Regions from separate parts of the Mus musculus genome. Here region 2 is linked to region 1. The links are chromatin contacts, found by POLR2A ChIA-PET in ENCODE. All regions are on one chromosome and are shown on one strand. The core of a region is the stretch at or near the end of the contact, and the rest is flanking DNA. Distances in the headings are between cores, read along the strand shown.

What was found. ChIA-PET counts read pairs that join two places held with the same protein, here RNA polymerase II (POLR2A).
Region 2: POLR2A ChIA-PET joins it to region 1 with 24 read pairs in embryonic stem cell. The contact joins the promoter of Ubc here to the promoter of Scarb1 in region 1. POLR2A ChIA-PET finds 5 or more read pairs at or near these places in 5 of 5 experiments (Patski and embryonic stem cell).

Annotation. Positions count from the first base shown.
Region 1 is chr5:125,339,575-125,342,942 of GRCm38, reverse strand. Scarb1 (scavenger receptor class B, member 1) reads left to right here and starts at 1,849. Exons shown (of 13, transcript NM_016741.2): 1 at 1,849-2,186. The coding sequence starts at 2,061.
Region 2 is chr5:125,388,121-125,391,472 of GRCm38, reverse strand. It overlaps Ubc (ubiquitin C), which reads left to right and starts at 1,456. Exons shown (of 2, transcript NM_019639.4): 1 at 1,456-1,563; 2 at 3,209-3,352. The coding sequence starts at 3,212.

The DNA.
Region 1 (3,368 bases), core at 600-3,099:
CCCATCTCCATCATCAGGGGCACAGAGTGGGAGCAGGTTCAGAGGAACCTGGGCTGTGAGGACTCCCACCCCGAGTCCTGAGGACCCTCTTCTGTAAGGTGGAGGTGTGAACTGCTCTTCTTAAAGCCAGTTGGTCGCTCATGAGCCTCTGAACTTGGAACATGCGCGGGTGTAACACAGCCAATGTTCCCAGGCCCCGCCCACCCCTGCTCCTTTGTCTACTGAACTTCTAGGCTCCTTTCTGTCTTTCTCCTGTGTCTACACGTGTGCATGTTTGTGGGTGCACCTGAATGTGTTGTGTGAGACAGAATATCTTACTAGGAACCGGGTTAGAGAAGTCTGGCTGGCCATCTGGCCCCAGGGATCTTTCTTCCTGTCCCTGACTCCCCTGCACTGGAACTACCAGCCTAGAGTTTGTTTTTGTTTTGGACTTACTTATTTTATGTGTGCAATTGTCTTTCCTACATGTCTGTCTGGGTACCATGGGCATGCGTGGTATACTCAGAGGTCAGAGGAGGGGCATCAGATCCCTTGGAACTGAAGTTAAGGATGGCTGTGAGCTGTCATGTGGGTTCTGGGGACTGAACCCAGGTCCTCTGCAAGAGCAGCAAGTGCTCTTAACCACTGAGCCATGTCTACCTCTGAGCCATCTCTTCAGGCCTGGGTATCTCACCTGAACACGGATGCTGGCGACCAATATCAGGTGTCAAGCACTCTACCAATACGGTCCTTTGCACAGCTAAGTCTTTATTCCATGTGATGGGTGGAATCTGTCAGGGCTGGAAATATGACTTGGCTGTCTCTGGAGAACCTACTCTGACTCAATATGAGCTAACTCTGGGTCATATTGCTGAAGGTGGTCTTCAAGAGCAGTCCTACTGGGTTTTAACAGGAGCTGGGACTCGGTTTTAACAGGTGTGGGGCTGGGTTTTCTCAGCTCCGTATCCACTTTTTGTGTCCTGAGTGGAATGCAGGCCTTGGCCTCACTGAGGAAGGAAGTCACCCCATGCCTCAGGGTTTTTTTTTTTTTTTTTTTTTTTTTTTTTTTTTTTTTTGGCTGTAACACGAAGCATTTAGAATTAAAGGCTTAAAGGCTCTGGCTGTGGTCTGAGAACGAGCTAACTGGGCACTGGGCAGAGCAGGGAAAGACAGAGTCCCTACCACCCTGCTGGTATCCTGAGTGGGGTTCATGGCCAAAGAACGCATAACTGAGCTCAACTGAGCTGGTGGTGTCTCTGGGTGATAAGGAAGAGTCAGCAGAGAGCATAGCCGCCAGGCAGTCTGATAAGCCCCTCGAACACATTCCTGGATGGAGTCAGGGGCCCAGCGCGTGTCTGGGGCCTGGAGTTTTGAGTGGAGGGTATGCTTAAGGCCTCGAGGGACACAGAATTCTGTACGAAGGGTGTGCAAAGGTCCCGGGAGACATGGAATTCCGAGGGGACAGTGTGCAAAGGCCACGAGGGACACAGAATGGAGGGTGTGCAAAAGCCCAAAGGGATATGGAATTCCGAGTGGGGGAAGTGCAAAGGGCCCCGAGGGACACGGAATTTTGAGTGGAGGGCGTTCATGGCCCAGAGGCTGGCCCGGGCTGACTGCAACTGATTTTAATGCAGGGGAGCGGGAGGCATTCGCAGGAGTCCGGAAGAAAGAAGAGGTCGCAGGGGCGGGGGTAGTGGATGCAGACGGTGCCAGGGTCTTCTGCCCTCTGTAGAGGGCACATCGGTTCCCACCTAGACCAGCAACCACCAGGAAAGCCCAGCAGCTCGGAGGGGCGGCGCCCAAAGGAAGCCACGCCCACGCCTCACCATCAGAGCACCGCCCACTCCCCGCCTCTTCCCACCCCTCGCCGGAATCCCGCGCCGAACTCGGGGGCGGGCTGCCCGGGCCATGGCGCATAAAGCCTCTGGCCACCTGCAGGGCTACTGCTGCTCCGGCCACCGCCAGGCACACACCTTGCTGCTGAGGGAGTCTCGGCTTCTGTCATCTCTGTGGCCTCCGTCACCTCTGTCTCCGTCTCCTTCAGGTCCTGAGCCCCGAGAGCCCCTTCCGCGCACGCGGACATGGGCGGCAGCTCCAGGGCGCGCTGGGTGGCCTTGGGGTTGGGCGCCCTGGGGCTGCTGTTTGCTGCGCTCGGCGTTGTCATGATCCTCATGGTGCCCTCCCTCATCAAGCAGCAGGTGCTCAAGGTGAGTGAAGTGTCTTGGGGAGATGGGGGTTGGGGATCGGGACGCAGGGTGGGACGGTGGAGCTACCTCCTCACCACCAGGGAGGCCCAGGCTCACCCCAGAGGCTTGGTCTGAGTCACCAGCGTCCCAGGAGCCTAAACCTCACTGAAGCAGAAGTATGGCCTGGTTGTCCCTGAGTTTCGACTGTAGCTGTCGCGACCTCCAGCCCTTCTGAACGCGCCGGCCGGTGACTGTACCTAGTAACCTCAGAGCTGCGCGAAACCCCTGTACATCTGTGAGGCTCCCACGGGCTCCAGTTCTTTGGGTGCTCTGCCTGTTTCCTCCCGCCCAGATGCCCCAGAGATGCCCTGGCTCGCCCCCACACTGCCTGCCAGTCTCGAGAGTTAAGCTGCTTTCTGCCCCCCACGCTCTGGCAGAGGTAGACACGACTCAGGTCTGCCGAGGATAGGCAGCCCAGCCTCTCCCTTGATCTCAGCCTTAGGCCCTGTTTTGCCCTTTCAACCGGGCACCGATATTAGGCGGGTGGTGCCGGTCCAGCCACAGACTCTGCCCTGGGATCCGGTGTCCTTCTATTTGAGCCGGGAGCTCATTAAGTCCTGGAGATTACCGAGTAATTGTGTTTTCTGAGACGCAGGGTTACTGCGGAAGGGGAAACGGGGGCTGGCTCTCAGGGAACATCCAGTTAGAACTGGATCTGGGATCCAGAAGGGGCTGTTGTCACAGGGTTTGACTGACATCTTTCCTCTTAGCGGGTTTGTTTACTGGGAGTTTAAGAATGGCTTCGTGTCCCATGTCCCATCGCCCGCTGAAAGGAGGGAATGAATGAGGGATACTCCCTCTTGGGCTGGCCGCTACCTGCCAGGTCCTGGCGGGTCTTCAGGATGGAGCCACAGGTGGCTTTCCTGGAGTTGTGGTGGGTATTTCCGAGTTCTCTTGGCCACACTGTCATTTCTCTTGCTTAGAATTTTCAACCCTTGTACATGAAGGTCCCAGGAGTTGCCCTGTCTTGGGTAGAGGGAAGATCCTTCTTGTTGGAGCATCAGAATTGCTCTGGGCCTTTCTGTTAGGTTTGGCAAAGTAGTGGTGACAGCCTTGTCTCAGTGGCAGCCTGTGGTTTCAGTAAGAACCCAGCCCTGTGCACTCCGCACGTGGACTGGGTTTCCTGCTCAGCCAGCCTGTAGT
Region 2 (3,352 bases), core at 207-2,706, 49 kb before region 1:
CCAGACAGGCCTGAATTCTCAGCGTCTGGGTGGTAGAGGCAGGAGTATCAACTGCAAGTTAGAACCCAGCCTGATCTATGTCATGAGTCCCAGGGCAGCCAGGGCTACATATAGGAACCCTGTCTCAAAAAAACTCAAAAAATGCTGAGATTAAAGGCATTTAATAGTGTGTGTCCATCTAAGTGTGTGCCACATGTATGTGAAAGTGTCCCTAGGGACATTGGACCCTCCTGAAGCTGGAGTCACAAGCTAGCTGCCTGACAGGGTTGCTGGGTATTGAATTCATGTACTCTGGAAAAAGACCTGTTCCTACTGGGGAGCCATCTCTCCCCATCAGGGATTCAATTCTTACCTTCTAAGGTCTTAGGCCTTACATTTCAAAAACCTGAGCTGGGCAGTGGTGGCGCAGGCCTTTAATCCCAGCACTTTGGAGGCAGAGGCAGGTGGATTTCTGAGTTCGGGGCCAGCCTGGTCTACAAAGTGAGTTCCAGGACAGTCAGGGCTACACAGAGAAACCCTGTCTCAAAAAACCAAAAAAAAAAAAACAAAACAAAACAAAACAAAAAAAACCCTGAATAATTTGATTCGTATAAGTGGGATATATGCTTGCTGTAATCTGAACATTGTACTACACGTGCACATTTGTGCTTTTTTGTTTTTGTGGGGGTTTTTTGTTTGGTTTTTGGTTTTTCAAGTCAAGTGTAGCCCTGGCCATTCTGGAACTTGATCTGTAGACCATACTTGGGAGGCAGAGGCAGGAGGACCTATATAAACTTGAGACCAGCCTGGTCTACATAGCATATTCCAGGACAGGCAGGGCTACACAGAGAAACCCCCATCTGAACAACAAAAATTTAAAAATCAGGGCTTCAGTGGGTTCAGTCTCAGAATATGAACAACAAATATGAACAACATTTGGAAATTTTGACCTTTACTTAGTGACAAGCACATAGAAAACATAGAACCTTCTCGAATCCAAGGACACAAGGTTTAGGAAAAATCTGGAAAGATCAGGTTCTGCTGGGCTTCAGATCTAATGCCAACAGTTTTCAAGAACTGTGTAGACTGTCTGCTTTCCTTGACAAACTCAGATTCGTTTTTCCAAATCGGGGAGAGATTCCCTCCTTCGTATTTTTTTTTTTTAAATTTATTAAAAACCCTTTGTCATTTTCCTTGTTAGGAGATTTGCACAGTCATCCACCCTGTCACTGTGCCAAAACAGTGAGGGCTGGGCATAGTGACCCGCCGGGGATGAGGGGATTGAGGAGGCGAGGTCACCAATGGGATCCCAGTGTGACAGGAGCCAAAGCCCTGGGTCCCCCTAGCGCGGAAAGAAAACAGGGGGGGTGGGGGGTGGTGGCCTGACTAGGGGCGCCAGGCCGCGAAGCCGCAGGGCGCCTGCGCCAAGGCCCGCTCCGGCCTCAGTGATCCCAGCCGTGTTTTCGTGCCGATCGTCTCACGCGCGCTGATCCCTCCGCGGAGTCGCCCGAGGTCACAGCCCTGCCCTCCCACACAAAGCCCCTCAATCTCTGGACGCCACCGTGAAACAACTCCGTGAGAGAGGTACCTTGATAGTTTTAGCCTGTCGCTTTCGCTGCCGAGACTGGACCCGGCGTTACAAAGTAGTCCCTGACCGCATTGCCCGCGGAGGGACCGCGCGGAAGGGGGGGGGCGGGGCTTCGGTGACTATATAAAGAGACGCCGGGCGTGCCGCAGCTAGTTCCGTGGAGACTGCGAGTTCCGTCTGCTGTGTGAGGACTGCCGCCACCACCGCTGGTGAGGAGAAAGCCGCCGCACCCGGTCGGGGACGGGAGGCTGGAGGCGAGACGGGGCGAGAGGCAGCCCCGCGGCCCAGACGTTTGGTTTCCGTGGCCCGCGCGGACCGCGGCTGCCCCGAGGCAGAGGACTGGGCGGCAAGATGGCGGCCAGATGGAAGCCTGAGGGGGAAGACGCGGGGCTCTGACGCGCAGGACGAGGTTGGGGGAGGAAAAAGGCCCGCGAGGCCGCTGCCCTCCGGTTAAGCCGGGGACGTCGGAGACTGTGGGGTGGGGACTGAATTAGGGTTGCGCGCCGTAGGAGCCTCTGCTGTGAGAGCCGTGGATATTGGGCTGGCCCGAGAGGTCGATTGGCCCGGCGTTCGTCCGTTCGTTTGCTGAAAGACGGAAGTGCGATCGAGACCGGAAGGGGGTTGGGCGGCGGTTCAGCCTGCCTGGCCTGCCGCCCCCTGTGACGTCGCGGGTTGCGTGGCCTCCTAATGGATAGTGACGTCACTATCTTGACTTTAGCTTTCCCTCGGTTGTAGGACAGGGTTTGGGTCTCGGCCTCCGGTAGCCTCTCCAGAGTAAACAGGAACCGGAAATTCAGAGGGGAAATGTGAGCCATTCTTGTCCTGTTTCGTTTTAAGAATGTCGCTGTACAACTATGACTACTGAAACTTTTGGGGGGGGGGTTCGAGACGGTTTCTCTATGTAGTCCTGGCTGTCCCGCATCTCACTCTGTAGATCAGGCTGGCCTCGAACCCAGAAATCCTCCTGCCTCTGCCTCCCAAGTGTTGGGACGAAAGGCACCACCATTGTCCTGCGACAAGGGTGTTTTTTTTTAAACTGTCAAAATCTCTGCCTCTACCACCCCATGTGATGAGGTCCAAGGCCAGTACCACCACTCCAGACTAATTTTAATCGTTCAGACAAAAGTTTGGTGTTCTTTTGGGGGAAGGAGAGTTGAGGCAGGATTACACTGTCTCTGGCTGACCTTCCAGTTAGAGATCTGCCCACCTCAGTGTCCCCAGTGCTGAGGTCAGCGATAGGCATGGGCTCAGACTTAGTTTTGCAGTAGTAACTTGCTATATTACCATTCTGAAACTGAATCCGGGACTGCTGTGGTTTCATAACCTCCCAGAGGTCAGGCTTTTCTGCAAACTGTTCAAATAGACAGAAATTGACTTTCAGCTGTTGGTATACTGAAGTCTCCATCCTGTAAATTTGGTAATACAAAAAGACTCACCATGCCGAGGTTTCTTAACTTTGTTAGTCAACAATCTTATTTTCTTGATGGTTTTTCGGGGTGGGGGGATTGGATTCAAGACAGAATCTGTGTAGATAGACCTTGCTATTTAGACTTATAGCATCCAGTTGACAAATGTTGATGCCATCCCACAAATATTTGTGTCATTCCTGACCTGTGAATTGTTTTGTATATTTTGTGACAGACGATGCAGATCTTTGTGAAAACCTTAACTGGTAAGACCATCACCCTGGAGGTCGAGCCCAGTGACACCATTGAGAATGTCAAGGCAAAGATCCAGGACAAGGAGGGCATCCCCCCTGACCAGCAGAGGCTGATCTTTGCAGGC